Regions from separate parts of the Homo sapiens genome. Here region 1 is linked to region 2. The links are chromatin loops, found by intact Hi-C in ENCODE. Cell type or tissue: adrenal gland. All regions are shown on one strand. Each heading gives the region's core, and the rest is flanking DNA. Links, peaks and the distances in the headings are about the cores only.

Evidence for each region. A loop is a pair of places that touch in the nucleus more often than their neighbours do. Peaks named below come from ENCODE experiments on the same cell type or tissue, not always from the same donor. Only the 100,000 strongest peaks of a DNase experiment are listed, where the experiment ranks them.
Region 1: a loop joins it to region 2, with 2.1 times the contacts of the local background. A loop is called at or near these places in 17 of 110 quality-filtered maps.

Annotation. Positions count from the first base shown.
Region 1 is chr3:29,290,360-29,300,655 of GRCh38, reverse strand. The region is part of intron 1 of RBMS3 (RNA binding motif single stranded interacting protein 3); the gene reads right to left. Among named protein-coding and RNA genes, the nearest start is that of RBMS3, 14 kb to the right of the region's middle. In adrenal gland, for the core only: no CTCF peak of the experiment used is centred there; no DNase peak of the experiment used is centred there; H3K27ac peaks cover 406 bases.
Region 2 is chr3:29,408,978-29,419,273 of GRCh38, reverse strand. The region is part of intron 1 of RBMS3 (RNA binding motif single stranded interacting protein 3); the gene reads right to left. Among named protein-coding and RNA genes, the nearest start is that of RBMS3, 130 kb to the right of the region's middle. In adrenal gland, for the core only: no CTCF peak of the experiment used is centred there; no DNase peak of the experiment used is centred there; H3K4me3 peaks cover 1,172 bases; H3K27ac peaks cover 1,596 bases.

The DNA.
Region 1 (10,296 bases), core at 1,116-9,115, 120 kb after region 2:
CAAAACTTTTCCTATATTTTTTATAGGAACAAATAAATACAGATACAAACATAAATGTGTACACACATACACAGATTTCAAAGAAAGATTTGGAATCATATTATAAAACTGCTTTGTCACATTTTAAATTCTAACAGTATGGTATTTTCCTCAGTCATTATATCCATATTCATTGATTTCATGGCTGCATAGTAGTTCTTTGTAAAGATAAAACGTCATTCATTTAATCTATTCCTTTATTGATGGACAGTTAGATTGCTTATAATCTTCTCTGTTAAAAGCAGTGCGACAATAAGCATCTTTGTAGATATACACTTTAATCTCTTTTCAAAAATTTCTAGAATTGGTTTTGCTATATAACCGGGCATGTATGTTTTTAAAGCTTTTGATACATTATCTCTCAAATAAAGATCCAAAATTCACCTATTCAGTAATATTCCCCTAAGGATGAACAATGAGTGAAAGTGACTGTCTTCCAACATCTCCGTCTACTCTGGTTGTTAGGAAATGTTTAACTCTTTAAAAACCAAGTAGGCAAAAATAGTATCTCCCTCGTGGTTATTATTTCTTTGATTATTAGTGACATATATTTTTGAGTGCTTGGTAGCTATTTCTGTTTCTTCATTTATGCTTTTTTGTGTCTTTTATTATTAGAATATTTTCTCCCTTTTTTTCCTATTGAGTCGTACAAGCAAATTTTATATCTAGGATATTAAACTTTTGTCATATATACTGCAGGCCTTCTTTTATAAGACTATTTGTTAGCTTTTTATGTTTCATTGTAGTAGGTTTTCTGCTATATGAAGATTTGTAAGTACAGTTGTCCCTCATTATCTGTGGGGGATTGATTCCAGGAACCCCCACCCCCATACTAAAATTTGCAGATGCTTTGATTCCTTATATATCATGGTGTAGTGTTTGTATATAACTTATGCATATCCTCCCATATAATTTAAATTATCTCTAGGTTACTTATAATACCTAAAACAGTGTAAATGCTATATAAATAGTTGCTATACTATATTTTTATTTGTATTATTTTTACTATTGCTTTGTTATTTTTAATTTTTTTTCAAATAATTTCTACCCCCACTTGATGGAACCCGCAGTTGGTAGAAATCACGCTTGGTGGAGCCCACAGATGTGGAGGGCCAATCATATTATTTTAGTCAAAATGTAGGCATTTTATTAAAACAATAAAGAATTAAAAATCTATCATTGTTTTCATTCATGGTTATGCCTTAAAAATGAAACTTACAAAACCACTCCCTACCCCAAAATTAAACCACTATTAACTTTTTCTCATCTGCCCTCTTAAAGCCTTTCTGTCATTGCTGTGCTCTTTCTAACCTTGTGCCTCTCTGATGCATTGTTTCATCTAAGTCTGTTTTGTCATTATATTGTCCCTTCTCAATTCCAATCTCGTGCCTGTATTATGTTTCTACTTTTATTCTAGCAAGAATACTTTCCCTTCCTGCTGTTACTTAAGCAATATACCAAATGCCCAACTATATGCCCACCTCAAACCTGGCCCAAGACTGTCTTCTCCCTTTAAGGGTCTACTTGCTCCAACAGTCCTTGCCCTTTCTCCTCAATTTAAGTCAATGTCGCATGACTTAGCATTTGATTACCCTCCTTTGTTCATGAGTCCTCCCTGTTTTCTCAAATAAATTATCAACTTCTGAGGGGCAAGAATCGTGTTATAACTCCTGTCTTGTCCAAACCACCCCCAAGCAGTGGTGGCAATAGGGAGAGCTCCAGAAACATGTATTGATTGATACAGCATTTTATTTCACATTCTAATATTCCAAGTACCAAACTCAAATATTAGTAACTATAGGATACATAATGAGTAGATACAGTACTGGACTAGAAGATCTTAAAATTGAACATTGCACAAACACTGAAAAATCTTATTTCCCTTTTTCACAAAACGTCATGAGACCAAACGTACATAAAAGGGTGGGAGAAGGTAGATGTATTGAGATAAACGTCTTATATTGAGAGTAAACATGTGAGTAAGCAAAAAGAAACCAAATATTTCCCGGAAAAAAAAAATGCCAAACACCTTGAGGAGAATTTTACCTTAATATTTTTGTCTTAGCTTTAGTATCTTTATAATTGAAAGTGAAACATTATTTTGAATTATTAAAAAGGAAGAAAGCAAACTATAAGGGAAGCAAAGGTAAGTATCAAAGAGGTTTTATTAAGTTTCCTGAAGATTATAAAATCAATTAAAGGACATCTAGGGTAGGGAATTAAACCATACACTCTTTATTCAATAGATACTGACTAGCACTGTTGTAAGATCTGAGGGCAGAAGAAAGATGAAGTGGAGGATTCTCCATTCTGAGAGCTAATAGGATATACCAAAAGGAAGGCAAAAATGGTTAAGTGCCCAAAATATATTGCTCAGTGAGTATTATTCGAGTACAGGATGTGGAACAGCCACTTTCATGTAGACCAATCATTCAGTCAATTGACACTTATTAAACACCTACCACATGCAGGGGGTGGGGATCACATAGCTTGAAGACCTTTGAGATTGCCCTTGGGTTTTGAGCATGAAGAGCTTGGTAAAGGCAATCATGGTAATTGGAGGAAGATTAACAAAAGGGTAAAATTAAAGTTTAGCAATGCTAAATGTGAGCAAGTTTGAAGATATTTGAAAGCTCAATGCTAAGCTGAAAAAAACTAAAACAAAACTCCATTCCTTCATTTCCCAGTGAATAGTCTGAAGAATTATCTAGTTAAAACCCAATACCACACCCAAAGCCAGTGCTGGCCTCACTCACAGCATTTTTAAACATGAGATTTCACTCTAGGGAGGCAAGGGCTGGCACTCTGTAAGCTGGCTGCAAGAAAATGACACCTTTTCTCCCCTCTAATTTATTTACTCTAGGGGACAAAAGGTATCCTGGAACCTTAAATGAGGAAAGTACAAGTATTGTGAAATATAGCAATGTAAGAACCAGACAACTTTCCAATATATTCATCTCAGACTATATGGTGAGTTTTGAATAGAGTGCTGAGACAGACTTGCACTCCTTTCCAAAACAAAATAACAATAAAGAAAATTCATGTAAGAAGTATAAGAAATACTGAGAGCAAATCTCTATATGATTTCAATCCAGCTGATTGCAGAGATGGATGTGGAGAAGCATAATGGAAGTGCAAAGAAATGTTTCAATGAATAGCATTGATCGGAGCCATCTTAAGGATTTGTGCTCCATTATATTCACGTATCAAGTCAATTCCAAGCTTTTCAATTGCCCTCTCCTTACCATTATCACTAATAACAATCTCTTTGAGTTAATGGTTCTTATTTATATTTTATCACCTTCATAATATGTTAATATATTGGCATTCTTCACCGAACACTGAAACACATTACTATTAGTCTAATATTGATCCTCAAGACATTTTTACCAAATAACTAAATATTCTTGTAATGGGAAGAAGTGACAAGAAGCTGAAATATTAAAAAGTAAAGAAACTCTGGGGAAATCGTATTAAAGCAAGTTGTAGAATCAAAAATTGGACCTCCCACAACTATTACTCTACTAGCACACTCAGAGTCCTTTCACCTAACCACACTGTTTTCGTTTCTGATTACTAAATTCCTTTTCCAGACTTTGTTAAAATGTTTCTGCTCTCACTAAATGTATATTAAGTATAATATATATTAATGATTTTTAAGTGTGGGTTAAAAAATGGTGAGTCTTCCAGCAGTTAAAAAAAAATGCTAATTTGACTAAAGTGTTTAAAAAAAAAAAGGTCATCTTTTCAGGTCCTTGGGAAGGAAAAACTCCCTGAGTTTCCAAAGCATGTGAGATTTGGCCATCAAACTTGGAAAGATGTGATTAAGTTCTGTGAAATATGACTATGTAAAGAGGATTAACTACTATCAGAAATACACATTCTTGGTCTAACTTTTCTTCTAGGAGAAGAAACTGTTGAGACTTTATGATCTCCCATCTTCTAGACATATTTTAGGTAGCAAATAGTTCTGTGTCATCCCAGCATCACATATTAAATAGGTTAACTTTTGTATTATTCTTTTTATTGTCATGCTCTGATCTTAACATTTGAATTCAAAGTGAGAAACATATCAAGTACAGGCTAGAAAAAGGAAATAACAATAGATTTAACCTAGGTCCATTAGATTTACAGAGTCACTTTTTCCAGCTCAATTGATAAACCATGACATTACTTGACACTGATTAAGCAGCGCCAAACAAGTTCAACAGATGAGGGTTGTTAAGAAATACAGTTGTACACATTCCCAAGATAATAATGTAAAAATAAAAATTCTGATTTCCAAAGCCTTTGGAAAAAAATATGTGTTCTAGCACAAAAATATTTCAGTGGGCTTTGAAATTTATTAGGAAGAGTTGGGCTGCTTAACATTGTCCTTGACTGCTGCTGCCCTTTTTACTTTGTATATAAGGTGGCAGACAAAGGAAGCTGACCTTTCACAAAAGAGCAGCCCCCAAGTAATGAGATCCTAGAATTGCTGACCCCAAGCGCTTGTTGGGATCTGTGATAGTGTCACAAAGGAAGGAAGATATTCCTGTTTCTGCCAAATGTGAGGGTTCCCTTTCAGCTTGTACTTCCATCAGGAAGTCCATCTTCTTACCAAAGGAAGAGTACAATCCTGTCATCAAAACACAGAGGGGCAGGACAACCTTGCAGGGCACAGAATTTTTGGGCCAAAGAGAGATGTTAATCCTTGTGTAATACGAAACTCATCATGGCAATTTTCAGTGTTTTAAAGGAAGCAAACTTAATTAGAAGATGAAAGATTTAATTTTTAGTATTTATATAAGTACCCTGAATATATATTTTAGAATTATTCATATTGGCAAAATGATGGCAATAAAATGCATGTCCACCTATGGGCAACACTTGCATAAAACGTGGTACAAATAAAGTAGGAACAATTAATATGACAATAAAAAACCAGAAATATCTAAAAACTTGGTAAGAATATCTAAATTACATTTGTCATTGAAAAAGTAGTTAACCTGTTCAATTTGATCTCATATAACATATGTCAGATTGCTATTTGCAAGAGCATATAGAATTCTGTAAAAGACACACACCTTACTATTAATATTAGTTATTTCAGAGAGCTCTTGAAGACCTGTGTAGTGTATTGAGGGAGATTATTAACATTTTCCCGCTGTATCTTGAATTATTTCCCTAGATATGCAAAATATGCATTACTTTGAAATTAAAAAATTCCCTAAAATTTCATGAAACATATATATATGTGTATATATATATATGTGTGTGTATATATATATGTATATATATATGTGTGTGTATATATATATGTATATATATAGATATATATGTATATATATATATATATATATAATTTTCTGCAATTGGGAATAAGGACCTCAATGCAATAAAAAAAAGTATGACAGAGGAGAACACTGCAGAACAAACATAGGAGATTCAGCACAACTTGGAAAAACCAAGAGAAGTCCAAACCAAAATCACAGTTTGTACTCTTAGCCACAACAGGGTTATTGTTTTCAGATATTCCTTAGTGAGAAAAGCTTTGAAGTTTACATCAGAATTTCATCTAACGTTATCTTGCATTAGTTTAGATATGTCTTTATACCCACGTAGGTAATTGTACAGGGAAATTGTGTTTTGTTTTCTTTCTAAAATGGGTATTTTGTCATTTTTACCTGATACTTGAAGTCTTTTCAAAATTCTGAGTTAAAAAACCCATCTGGGTATTGCTTTGGATAGGTATATGGCATGGCTGGTTACTCCTGGACTATAGTCCAAAATTGGTTAACAGTTCAATATTATTATAAGAACTATTGTAGTCAAGACCCTGGATTTTGAATAAACAAAATTGACAAAAAGATGGACCGAAAACTCAGACCATCTCCTAGTTCTTCAAGCTAAGTTAGTTTCCTGATATGTCCAACTTTCTGCCAACCCATAAAAGGAAGCCACATATAAGGGCTGATATTCTTGGCAATTGCTGAGGAATTGCCTCTCCAGTCTTCTCCAGACCACCACCACTACCATTTAATCCTGACATATTTGCTTACTTTCATCCCCCAGTTCCAAATCCTAGCTACTTAGTTTGTCTTTGAAATCCACTTCTGCCCCTCACTGAGTTGGCACGTGTATTGACTTTCTTGCCAGCAACTTATAATGCAGTACTATGTTTTTTTTTTCTTTTTTTCTATTAGTTTCTGACTTAACTCATCTTGTGTTTTATGGTTTTTCCCATTAGTTAGGAATGTAACCCAACTCAAGCCAACAGCCTCAGGGTACTAGCCAAGTGACCCATGTGCTTAATGTGAAAAAGATAGGACCCCAAGAGATTGTATCCATGTGGACATGTAAAAAAGATGTCTTTTGACATAAAGCATCACAGAGGTGAAGATGACATTAAGCAACTCTGGTTCAAAAAAGCACTGCCTTCAGCAATGGACCAATGTACAAGACACACAAAACAAGATAGACTAATACCTTCTGAAAACCTTTTCTTATGACCTTAATCTGCATCATACACCATACTATACATTGCAGGGCATTCAGAGATCAAAACTGTGGTCCCAGTTCTCAGACTGTTTACAGACTAACTCTGACACAAATATGATCTGGAAGAGTACAGTTATGTTTGAAAAGCCAAAAATAAATTTACAACTAAGCAAAAAAAGATAAATTAAAACCCAATCCCACTGTACCTTGTAAAAAAAAGAGAGAAACATATAAAAAGCAATAATTAAAAAAAAAAAGAAAAGACTGAAAGCTGAGAGAACAAAAAGAAGGAAGCAGAATTTAAGGATCAGAGGGCAGAGAGACAAAGAAGGCAAATCCATAGCAGAAAACTTGAGAATAGAAGAAGAAAGGGCGAGCAAGAAAGGGCTACAGGAGTAGAAGCTACAACAAAGAAAAAAAAAATATTAGCCCTAGGAAGGACAATCTGGGAAAGACAGGGAGATGGAGAAGACACAATGTTAAAGCAAGGTTGCATCAGACAGCCATCCTAAATAAAACAAGGATGGAGAAATGCATACAATGAATTTGGCAGAAAAGATGGACCACGAATAATAACAATAGCAGCTAGCCTTTTATGGGCCATGTTGAAATCTAGACACTCTTTTTACCAGGCTCCTCCCCTCTAACAAAGGCTTATGTTAGCCCAGAGTAAGTAAGCATGACTGCACCCATACCCTCAACTGACCTGCTCCTTGGGTCCTCAGGCACATTAGTGGCCTCAAACTTCACTCTTGTTTAATAAGCAGTTGGTACTGTGTGGTTCTCATGGCAATACGGCTTTGCTGGGTTCACAACTAATGTTGCTTTTTCCTTCTCAGAATGAGATTCTTTCCACACAGAACAACAACAACATTGCTCCTGGTTATATTTGTGAGCACATACAGATCGTATATGAATATGTTAGATACAGAAAATCAAAAATACACTTTAAAACTTGATTCCAATGACTCTTTCTGAAAAACATCCCTCTTTCCAATCAAAAGCATCAAGAAGGCTTTTATACAGGTTCTCCCTTGAGAACTAGTGATGAGTAAGTCAAAACAACAAAAGCAAATGCTGGCTATTACTGAATGCTGCAACAAGTGCAAAAACAAAATAAAGCACTAATTGTCTACATAACCATTAATTTTCTTCCTAAGAGACCAAAAGTCTCAACTACAGGACCCCTCCACATCAAATTATGAATTTACATTGACGTATTTTCCCCAAACATGTTTCTTCTGTTTGTAAATGACCTTTTCCTTGCTAAACAGCTCTTATCTATTGCCTTTGGAAAGGAAAACAAGTTGTCAAATTCCAGAAATGTTCAAAAGTACATTGAGCCCTGATACCCTTAATCTTTCTCTTTAGTTCATTTTCTCTTTCTTCTCTTTATTTTATCTTTCTTCCTGTTTCTTATAAATAACCGGTTGAGGTTGTAGAACTGTCATCTTTTTTTCTTTTTTTACTAGGCTGCTATTGACAGCCTCATCACTAAAAGCTTTGAGGTTCATCAGACTCTTCACAGTTTAAACGACTATTATGAAATTATTTGGGATGAATTAGAATTAATCAATAAGATTTCCAAAAGATGCTATCAAGAATGACATAAAAAAGAGAGTAGATAGCTAACTTGCGTAATATACTGTCAATGTATCTCAGATCATGAGAAGGTACCACAATATTTGTGAAAGAAAGTAAAAAAATAGTAGTTATTTCTATTTTGGTAAGACTCACCCCTTTGTGCTACCAACTAGCAGCAAAGTAAAATAAAATTAAATAAATTATAACTGGAAAGAACAGGAATGTGTCTTCTTAGGACCACTTTGCACCTCCATATTTCTCTGTGGTTGTAAAGCCTCAGAGAAAATCTGAACCATTAAAATAATCGTTAAGGTTTTCAGGAATGTATGTGTGCGTGTGTGTTGTTGTTTTATGTGTAAGAGAGACAATCAAAGCTGATTCATTGCATCTGCTGATGAAATTCAGTGAGATCTGTCTAGAGGGCTGGGAAGAAAAATTGAGTAATTAGATAGAGAATCAAAACATAGGGTGATTATGAGAGAATTCGCCCTCCAGCATTGGGGGATGGTGTGAATTTTCAGGTCTGAGGATATATATGGGGCTACAGAGAGAAAAAATTATTTCCTGAATAAGATTGGAGAAGATGGCTATGTCTAGGCTTGGGATCTTGATTTTCCTGTAACACTGGGATAAGAATGAAAATGAAGGAAACCATCACACTTGGCTTATGGCTGGAGTAGCAGTATCTTCAGGTTGCCCAACCACTTGTGAGAGTGATAGTGGGTCTAGCTGCAGTGTGCATACCTGTAGAGACATGTGTTCTTTAAAAGGCACGTAGATTCTCTAGGGCTGAGAGAGACTTCTAGACACCAAGAGATGTTATTATCCTAGGTAAATAACCGTGGGAACTGGGGAAAAGGAAGAAATGTCAGTTTTAATACATATAAAAAACCTATGACCCTATTTTGAGACAGAAGAATTGAGAAAAATTATGCCATAGAATAAGTATTGTGCCATTGATTTGCCTCTTGCCTACTCCCCTAAGAGGGTGCCCTAGGGAAACACCTGTTACATTTAAGCTCTGTCTCTAGTAAACAATTTCACCAATTACGCAATAAAAAATTCTGTGAACCTGGCACCCAGATCTGGAACTCCCAGTTGCTCTCAGTGCCAAAGGTCAATCCAATGTGTCTGCTTTTGAAATATTTTAGCCAAAGAATGTTAATGACATTTTCCAATACACTGTGCTGTTCTACCACATGTCCCTCCCCGGAAATTTGGGATTACTAAAATACAGAGATATTTTGAGTGCCAAAAGGCCACAATAGTGAAAGATATGGCCAGCTTTTTAGATGCTCTGACCATCTTAAAGACCTACAAAAACACTGGTGCAAGGAAACAAATGCATTAACTCCAAACTCTGAAAAGAAAAACTGCAAAACCCAAATCAATTAACATTTATATGCATATCTAAAAAACATAATACATTGTCAACTTTATTCATTGTTCCACTTAGTCTTCTAATAATCTCTTTGTACCTGAAAAAGATTTGTAGATTAGGTTTTTTTCACTTCGCAAGAATATTCATGTATGCAAGATGTCTCCAAATTCACAGATACATATCAGTTAAATTTACTTGGACACAGAGTTTCAGGAGCAAAATTATAAAAGCTTTTTCAACATATTATTGTGAAATAATTAAATTTGGTGTTGAATGTTAGTGCACTTTAATATGTGTCTTTGGATGTGGAATGGAGGCCTCAAAAAGCGTCTATTGTTACAGGAAATAGCAAAACTTGAAGAGAAATTCCTGCATGTTCTTTCATCTATTCCCACTGGCCTTTTCTTGTGTTTTTCCAGCTCAACAACAAAGTTAAACACGAGTCAGAAAGAGAAACTTCCATTGCTAACATGAAGCCAAATTGTCCTAAACAGGTAAATAATAAAGTTTAAAAGCAGTGGTTAATTTTTTTGAAATACATTGAGAAAAGGACATCAGAATTTTATCCTTTCCAGGATTCCCTACCTACCTTAGACTAAAAATGCAATATTCTTATTTCTAAAGATGCAGTCAGAATTGGTGTACATTGGTAATGGACAGGATACCAGGGTTAATCCATGAACTGTCACCACCCTCCAAGGGTAGTTCCCACCAAGTCAAAGAAAATGAAATGTTGTTTTCTCATCTTTCAAGAAGAAATTAAAGGCCATAGGTCTGTCACATATTTATCTGTTGAGTATCCCGGAAAACAA
Region 2 (10,296 bases), core at 1,029-9,028:
AGTTTATACAGGTGGGGTTAATACAGAGTTCTCAGCACACAGCACAGCATAGAAAGCAAAGAAAAGATAAATAGATAAACTTGGAATACTGAAATATGGTCTATACTTACCTGTATTAAGAGTATAGGAGATTGCTTCTTGGCCTTTTGATCAAGCATAGAGTACAGGAAAAAATGGCACCTGCATCCAATGCTAATTCTTGTGAGAATGTCCAGTTATTTTACTGTAAACTGTATTCTTTATAATAAAGGAAAACACATTTTACTACCCAGAGTGACAGTTTTAAGTATCACAATGAATAGAATGATGGAATGGTCTAGTTTTATAACTGGAGTTCTCGAAGACAATAAATGTAATCAATTTGATTGCTTTTCCTTGTGGTTTGCAGTAATGGGAGAAAACTGCTTTAGTAATAATACAGATAAAAATAAAATGAGAGAAGGACTAACAACATAGGACTTTTGCTATTAGCATGGTGGCTTTTACTCAAATGAATTAAGATCCATCAGTAGACTCATATGAAAGACTTTTTTTAGCAAAGGAATATTTTTCACCCAATGAAAATAGGCACCCTCTAGAGTTATGTCCTTATTTCAGCAGAGGAAAGCAAAGATTCTCAAAGTATACACTACATCACAGAGACAGAGCTCTTTTTTTAATGCCGAAATCCTCCCAGTTTAGTCATGCAGAAGAGTGAGATTCTAGCACACCCACCATTGGCCAAGAACCACTTTTTGGAGTATTATAATATTCTGCAACATTGACTGTCTATTCATCCTGAATCTGGCTATGCTATACGCAAAGGCACATTTCCTTTTATTTATTTGGATTCCACTGGTCATTAATTTCATTTAGCACTGAGGATTCTGACAAAGTCAATTAGTGTCATATGTTAGCAATTTCAGAGAGACAAATAGACACACCTCTAATTTTGGCCACCAGTTTCTATCCTGGACCCAATTTACAATTTTGCGCAATGACACAGATAATAACAAAAAAGAAGTATATTCTGCACTTATTTTATCTTGATTAGAAGACTGAGAATGGCATGACCTAGTGTGTTCCATTTACTTTGAACTTCTTATCACATCCCAGCAGGTCAAATAATGACTTGTTTATGAATGGGAAGAAAGTGAAAGTTATGTTTGTAGCTGATGTGCTAGTTTTAGTGACCAATCAATATCTCATCCCTGCCTAATGATATAGATTATTTTTTATTGAAGACCCAAAGGGGAAAACTAGAAAAATAATCACTGACATTATAATTTTGCCTATTATACAAGCTTAAATTCCAATGGTTGGTCTTCCTGTTAGTCAAGAACACATCTTATGTGTTCCATTATGAGATGGAGTAAAAATAATGTTTACATTTGTTTTACCAAAATATAATAGAGTATTGATAAACGATAGACAATTCCTTTCCTTGTCAGTAGATTATACACTTCTGATTATATACTTTATTTCACCGGATTGTGTCACTTCTGAAAATACTTTTCTGAAATGAAACTAGTTTAAATTCTCAAACTTCTCTAAATGGAATAATATTCCATGTTCAGATATTCCCGACTTTGGTGTATATTCCACTGTTGTTTTGTTTTGAACCACATATCTCTGTTTTGAAACAGTTTTAAAAGTCTGTTTAAATATATTTCTCAAATACTATGCTATGCAGAAAGGGGGACATTCTTTTTAACTGGAATTAGGGTACAGCATACTAAGGGATACCAATATATTCCACTTAATATAAACCCATAGGATATTCCCAAATTATAATAATTAGAGAATTAAGATAATATTAGGGAGAGCTAACTGAAGGTAAAAACGGAGAACACCATAAAAGTTGAAAGCAACAGATATTTAACTCTACGTGGACTGCATGGATGAGCCAGAGGTTAAGTTTACATACTTGATTATGAAAATTAAGGTGTCCCCTGAACCCAAGGACAAACTCAGGTCTTGTTGTGCCTTAAGTTTATACAATGTTGGAGACCCATTAAAAAAAGAATAAAATTTATAAATATAAAATTACTTAAAAAATGAATATTTGTTTAGAATAAAAACGAAATTTCAACATATCACTAATATTAAAAAGCTGAAGAACAACATGAAAATAAAAAATGTAGAAAATAATATTAATTCCCTGACACACTTCAGAAATAATCCCCTCTCCTTTTTTGCTGCAAACCTTTTGATTGTCTCTTTATATGAGAGTAATTTCATACTATTTTCTCCAGGGAGAATTATCTAGAGACAGATAATTCTGCCTGTCCTCTAACAGCTGATAGGCACTTTTTTTTCTAGTGATAGTTCAGAAATGTTTTCTTCAGCTTCACAACTCATAAATGGTAATAGCTTATAACTTGTTATAAGGTAAGAATGGTAGGAAGGTTAGGATAGTAAATTTGGGCATAACAATGTGGATGAATTTTGCACAGAGTTCGCTTCTGGCTTCAGATTTTTTCTTCTACTTCCCACATCCTTCCAGTGTTGGGCACCAGAGACCACATTCCTATCACAATAGAACCTTGAGTTGGCCCAGCACGTTCCTGCCACAATGCCCAAGACACTGGTACAGTGAGGAGTATGAGTATTCTTGGAAACCATTCAGACCACAAAACAGCTAGCAATAACACAAAGATGGATCCTATTGAATTCAAAATAAATGCATCTCTTACCCAACTTACCCTTAGCTAAATTCCAAAATACCTGCCACCACTGCAAGGAAAAAAAAAATGCAAATAGGGAAACTAGTGTGAAAAGAGACAAGGACCAGTTGTGATTAAAATGCATTTCTTTTACAAATTTTCCAAATCCATGTAACCATGGAAACACATTGCCAGTTAAGGAAAGAATGTGGATCTTGTGGGATCTAAATTTTATACACTTTGGATGGCCATTGACCATTTTTGAGAAGAATACAAAATGATTATACAGGATTAGATATAAGATTATAGAAGAGGTTGGGGAAAAGGAGGGACCCTAAAGCCTAAATTTTGTCAGCTTCTAGGCAAACCTGCACTATCTCACATTTCCAGCCACACCTCCATCTCTCCACCTCTCCCACACACCAAGAGGTGTTCTGAAAATTCTATCTCTCTGTCATATCAAGAGGTGATCTTCCATTTTCAGATGTAAGTATCTCGTGTGATAGAGCTAAATGACTTAAGGTAAATAGGGAGAGCACCAAGAAAGTTGAAAGCAACAGATGTTTAATTCTAAATAGTCCACAGGAATGAGTCAGAGGCCATGCTTTTCCTATGCGTTTCCACTTGTTCTTTCTGTCTACAATGTGTTTTAGCCCATGCCCCTTCATGTCCTTTTTTGGACACTTTTCCTGATGGCTCTACATGCTGAAGGGTACTTCCAAGTGTTATATCATGGCATGAAAATTTCATCCTACATTATGCCTTGAATATTCACTTGAACTCAGCAATCATTTTCCACAGATATACAGTATACTGATAATTTAACATCTGGATACATCATTTAAAAAAAAAATTTCATTGTCATGACTGAGTCTTAGCCAGGCCCCAAGTCCTGCCTATGCTGCATTCTCAGTGTCTCCCACATCTGCCTTTTCCATCCGTTCTACTATTTCTATTCAGAGCACTTCACTTCACATATGGATTAAGGTAACTGTCTCCAAATTGTATTTCCTGTTCCCAAGCTCCAAGTACTCTAATCTATCCCACATGCAGCCTTAAGCTTTATCTTCCCCCAACAAAAATTAATTTTCACACTTCATCCCCATGTTAATAAAAGCAATCCTGAAATTCTCTTCACTGTCTATAGATCACCTTCCTGAGACTGACATTCAAGGGCTCTGGGCCAGTTTCACAGTCTCCCTGACCATTAGCACACAAAAATAAATTTCTATTTTCAAATGTTCATAAATTTACTGTCTTGTGCCTGCAAGCTATTCCATTTATTGTTGCAAATTTATAATAATTTAATGCTCTTTGCTGAAAAAGAAAAACGATTGCTTCCTGATGCACGCCTGAGTACCTATTACTCAATAAAAGATTTAATTTCCAAATTGCCGGTATCTACAGTTTGCTTGTTTTCTGTCTAAACATCCAACAGAACTGGGCACTTACGAGGGCCCTGTTGAGTAATATCATCTCAATGGGCAGAAATGTATTTGCATAATTCATATTTTAAAAAATGTGCGTTATATAAATCTTTCTTACACAGGGAGAACACTCCAGTGTGGCCACTCACATCTAAATGGTCTGGGAATTGTCCTTCTCAGCATTTATCAGCCATATCCTCATTTTATTCTATTATGGGAGAAAAAAGAGCAATGCTAGGCTGATCAATGTGCCGGTGAATCTCATGGCTACATTTTAGAATGACCTACAATAAAGGTGTTAGGCAAACGTAAGAGAAATTTACTACTCATGGGATAATTGCTCACTGTAGCATCACGGTGCCCTAAACGTGGCATATTCTTGCTTTATTTATGCCCCGATGCTTGACTGATAGTCTTTCTCATATTTTGCCTTACTTTTGAAAGCACAGATTTTCTTGCCTTATTGATCTCTTTATACCCTTATCATTTTTCCCTGAGTTATTTGGCATGATGACAGCAGTGTGTCGCGAGGCTGATTTAACATTATCTCCCAAGTATGCAGCACTGAGCTCAGAGTGGAATATTTTAAGACTGAAACATGTAACACATTTGTCAAGCAATGATACAAATACAATCCGTTGTCAGAACTAATGAATGAAGTAATTCCAAGCATGGATAAATAGCAAGAAAATGGAAGATGCTAGAAACTATGTTTCACGAAAAAGCATTTCTGAGCAACTTATTTGGAGAAGAATGTTGTGCCTTTGTTTTTGGTTCCAACTTACTTATTTTCACTAAAAGACCTTGGTGGTTATTTTTAGAGAATGAAAGTGCAGTAAGAAGCAGACAGCTATCCACATGTTAATGGAGAAAGTGGGTGGTCCTTTGACTGTGTCCTATCTCATGGGATAGATATATTTTCCAATAAATGTTTTGTAAAATTTGTTAACCAGGTAGCTCCCCTTTATTTGATTGCAGTTCAAGACCTTTTTGTTTTTGATTTTGCACAAGCTTTGTTATCGAATGTGATCAGGCATAAGAATAAACACAGAAACTGCAGGGATGATTCAACAGTGATTAGAAAGGACACAAGTTACCTGTCAATAATGCTTCATCCTAAAACCTTAAAAGACTCCCGCGCAAGGAGAAAATGATATCCCAAAATGGACTGTTTTTACTAAGTGTGTTTAAGCACATTCTGAAAGGAGAAAGAGGGTGGAAGCATAGATGTGTCTATGTGTAATTAGAGAAGGGAGGATAGAATAGCAGCCAGTAAGGGAGAAGTTTAAGTAAAAGGAACAAAAAGAGAATAAGGACCATGTCCCTGATGCAGGCATTTATTATCTTATGGAAAAGGAAGTTCCCAATTTCATACAGGATCTACTCAGTTATTTATAACTTTGATACAACATTTTAAGCAGTGATTAAGTTCTGTGAATGGCCCTTACACAATTCAGTTCTCTTCACCTAGAAACGGAAATGGAAATCCAGCACTGAGGATCCAAGGGAAAAATGACCTCCTATGTCTTATGTGAATGAAAGTTATTTCTAATCTTACTTAACCCTGGATGTACCTAGAATCCTACTGTACCATTGTTTATCCTACCATGTTTGATATTCTCTTGTAACACCAGTGTAACTATTAAATAAAACTAGAATTATGTTTCCAAATATTTGAGTTATTAAATTCTTATTAGTATATACATACACATCATTATCTGGTATTCCTAACAAAATTATACTGCATTTCTCCTAGCTTTTCTGCTGCAACTCTGTGTATGTATGTATGTATGTATGTATGTATGTATGTATGTATGTATGTATGTATGAATGAGATGGAGTTTCACTCTCTTTGCCCAGGCCGGAGTGCAGTGGCACGATCTCAGCTCACTGCAACCTCTGCATCTGGTTTCAAGCGATTCTCCTGCCTCAGCCTCCTGAGTAACTGGGATTACAGGTGCACACCACCACATCCAGCTAATTTTTTGTATTTTTAATAGAGACAGGGTTTCACCATGTTGGCCAGGCTGGTCTCGAATTCCTGACCTAGTGATCTGCCTGCCTTGGGCTCCCAAAGTGCTGGGATTACAGGTGTGAGCCACCGCGCCTGGCTTTCTGCTGCCTCTCTTTTTCTTATGTGAGAAGAGAAATAATATTAATGTCCAAACAGGGCCATCTTCTCTTTTCAGTGCCGTCTAACCTAATAGTAGTATTTGAGCATGCTCTGAAAAAGCCATTTGAAAATGAGCAGTCTACTGCCTCCTGATTCCTGCTGCTGTTCTATATAAAATGCCTTCCTCCTGGTTCCCCAGTAGCCAAGCCTATTCATCCTGAAGGCAGGATTCAAATTTCACCTCCTCTGAGAAACCTTTATCATAGACAGATTTATCTCCTCCCTGCTTAAGGTTCTAGGAGACATTTTTTTCTCATGTCCCTGCTGGTGATAAACATTTTGTCCTTCAGTAGATATTTCTACCCCTGGAATGCTGAAGAGTTGAGGACAGGCCACGCAGCCAGCCACACTTCTGATTCTCAGCACTTACATATACATACTTGGAACAAAATCTTTCAGTTGGCACTTAATTAATCTTTGGCTGGAAGGTGAATTTTACCATAAAAGTCTAGTCAACAATGATTCTTCTTGGGAGACTCAGGGGTAATTCATCAACCTAACCCCCAATTATATTATTAGTTTTATTAGATAAGTATATGTTGCCTTATGTATCTATGAAAACATGGCAACTTGAGGAGTGGTTCTACTTGCCTTTATGCTTCTGGGGCTGTGGTAAGAACAAAAAAGGGAACTATAATAAATGTATTTTCTCCACCCTTCTCCTTCTGCAGTTCTCTGCCAAAACACCTGCAAGCATACTGCTTACAGACAAAACCACAGCATCTGGGCTACCCAAAAAGCAAGCATAGTGGCTTATGGAAATGTATTCGTTCATCACTGGCCAGGGAGAATACACCCACCCATTTCAAGCATAGTCATACATGACTGTCAAAACTGTGAGGAATATGAGCTCCTTATTTTTGGTCTCACTATATATGTACAAAGTGAATTTTGCCTGTTACAGAAATAGAGGGGCTAAGAGAGCTCATAAGATGTTTGCAATATATGTAAATAAGTGTCTTTTCTATTATAAACTAACTAAATGCACATTTGAATTTTAAAAATATTTGACTATCAACATTGACTTCTTCAAAAGTCTTAATTTAAATAAGTTCAAATCATTGTTACAATGTAGTTTTTCAACTATTTTGGTAAATAACTTATTTTATTCACATCCTTTGACAGACATGGGGCATTCATATGAGTTTCTTTCTGCTTCACATCAGTTTTGTGTATGTGTTTGAAACAATAAAAACTCCAGTCAATTCAGTTGCTATTTGTGAGTGGTGATGGAAAAGATCCATTCTTTGCTGGAAAAGCAATATATTTGTAGCAAATAGCTACCAACTTTAGTAGAGAAAATTATTTGCACACTGAACAGGGAAACTGCCAAAGCGAAGAACAGAGCATCTGCTATGGACAAGGGTGTAATTATCTTGCTCATCCAAACACCGTTGGGCATAAAAGTTTCACTCTCTCTCTCTCTGGCAAGACACTCTGCTCAGATTTTTAACACAACATTATTAGCAAATAATAACTAGTTTGGAAGTCCTGTCAATAAAAACAGTATGTCTTTTGGACCATTTCCTGAAAAATGGAAAACAGGCGCTAATCTGATAAAATCATGAATCATTTTAGTGCCAAAATGATCAAAAGCATCATTTCTGTCCTGTCTTAAACATGTCAGATGTCTTTATACATTGTTTGCTATAGAATGAGGATTTGTCAAAAGAGGAAATATCTATCTTTCTGGTTCCAGATTACAAGTTATTGTATGCTTCTAAAAACGATTTTCTGATTTGTAATGTTTTCTTTACCCAGGAGGTGAGATTACCATTACTTTTATGCCACCTTACCTTCGTTGAGAATGAAATATGAGTAGATCTTTCTGCTAGGCCAGATTAACAAAATGAAAGAAGCCTGTTTATGATGAATGGATATCAGATATCAAAGGATAGCTGCTTTTCTGATTATGTTGTTGCCACTTCTAACTTTTCTCTGGGGATTTCAATCTGAGATGGGCAAGAGACTTGAGTCTACTCAAAAAACCACCAGAAAAAAGTGGTTGAATTTCCTTTTCCAATTGCTTACATGTAGTTGTGTTGCTTTTTTTTTTTTTTTAAGAAGAAAGGGATAGGAATCATGAAGTCATTTCCAGCAAATGTCCTTAATAGGCAAGCTTGCCAAAATATCACCGTGCCCCTGTCTTTCCCAAAACCTTCCAACAGCTATCAGCAACAGCTGACAAGCACTAGCTAATTTGAAATTGTATGTTCTCTCCTGTCAACACCAGACCACACACACAGCTTTGAAAAACACCCAGTGAATACCATAATTTTTAAACAGAGGGCTCATCATGTTCCATTTTCTTGTGCTTAAAAAGTAATATGTACTTTCTATTCAGAATTTAAAAACCTTCACCACCCTTTGAAGTTTTAGATTTAAAATTTTATTCTTTGGCATCTGAAGGAAGAGGACATCAAATATTAGAGGCAATAAAGCAAGTAGAAGTGACAACTTCCCCTAAGGTTGGTGGTACCAGACACTGGCGCAAATTCATCCATCTGCATGTCTCAAGGACATATTCCCACATGAGGATCTAGGAGGGAAAGTGTCACGGAACGAACAGATGGGCTTCCTTGCCTAGACTAGCCTAATGGAGCTTTTAGGCAATTTGCATACTAGCTGTCAGTGACACAGGTGTGTGTCAAGACTTGAGAGAAGCTAAAAGAAACCTTATATAGGGTATACTTTCATGCTGATTCATGCTTGCCTTCATTGTGAATGCTAATAGGTGATATTTGTTAGAAGGCCAGCAGTTCAGTGGTGGCACTTTGTTTTTTCCTTCTAAGTTACAGGCTGCAGGCAGTTCAGTGTGGGTTCAAGTCAGAATAATTTACATTCCAATAGAAGGCTAATACTGAAGTCTTGCTCTTTTTATTAGTGAAACATATCCAAAATAGTATTTCCATGCCTTCACTTTTTATTAAATATGTTGGATCTTTTCTGGTCTTATGGTCAAACATTTGAATGTTGAAATGTTGAGAGCTGCCTGACTCTAGTACAATCTCATTACCTGAAAGAAAGAAACGGTGGCTGCCAAAACCAATGTGAACATTCCCAGGGCTCATCAAATTCTAGAAAGTTTCAACTTTTCTGCAATCCAATAACAGACCCATAACAGTGCACAGTATACTGAAGTAATGAAAAAAAAATCAATTAATTTAAGTAGCATTACATTATGTGTTACATACTGCAACTTGCTCCTTGACCTTGACCACATAAATTATCTGCCATTTTGATAGGCAGGCACATTGATGCTTCAAGTGAACCACATCTTCCATAATTCATACCCCAGTCCAGTATACTCTCACATTAGCTCTGAGTTTAGCCATAGATTTGCTGCAACCAAAAGATAGTCACGAGTATGATAAAGCAGTGGTTAGATAAGCACTCCCACACATTGGAGCTTATTATCCTGGGATGCTCCCAAGAGAATAACTAAGTAGTTTAGAACCCAACTACTCAGCCTTTTGGAACCCATCCACTATGCTGTAAGGAAATAATCCCAACAACATAATTTCCTGATGTCGATTTACTCAGACAAGCTTTGGGGACAATAATTTGTACTTACTGCAATGAAGACTGTGTTGTGTTAGGGCTGAAACATATGTCATTTCAGGCCCAGAATATCCTTCTAGAGAGGGAGGCCACATGGAGAGACTCTGGAGAATGAGATAATATATGAAAAAAGAGTCCAGGTAGAGAAGTACTGAGGTGCCGCAACTGAGGTGTCCCAGCCAAACTCTTCAGTGACTGGAGTAACCCCAATTGGTACCACGTGGAGCAGAGGCCTGCTCTGTCAATGAAAAGAATCATTAGAAAAAATAGTTATTGTTTTTAGCTACTTTTTTTTATCTATTTCTATTTGTTATACAGAAAATAACTGAGATTTTCTAAAATGAAACTTATTTCTGAGATTCTAATGGACAGCTAACTTGCTGTGCGACATTAAAACTGACAGAGGCTGTTTTCTCATCTATATTACGAGCAAGTTGAATTAGATGGTCTCAGAGGTTCCTTTCAACTCTGATAGTCTATTGCATTCTAT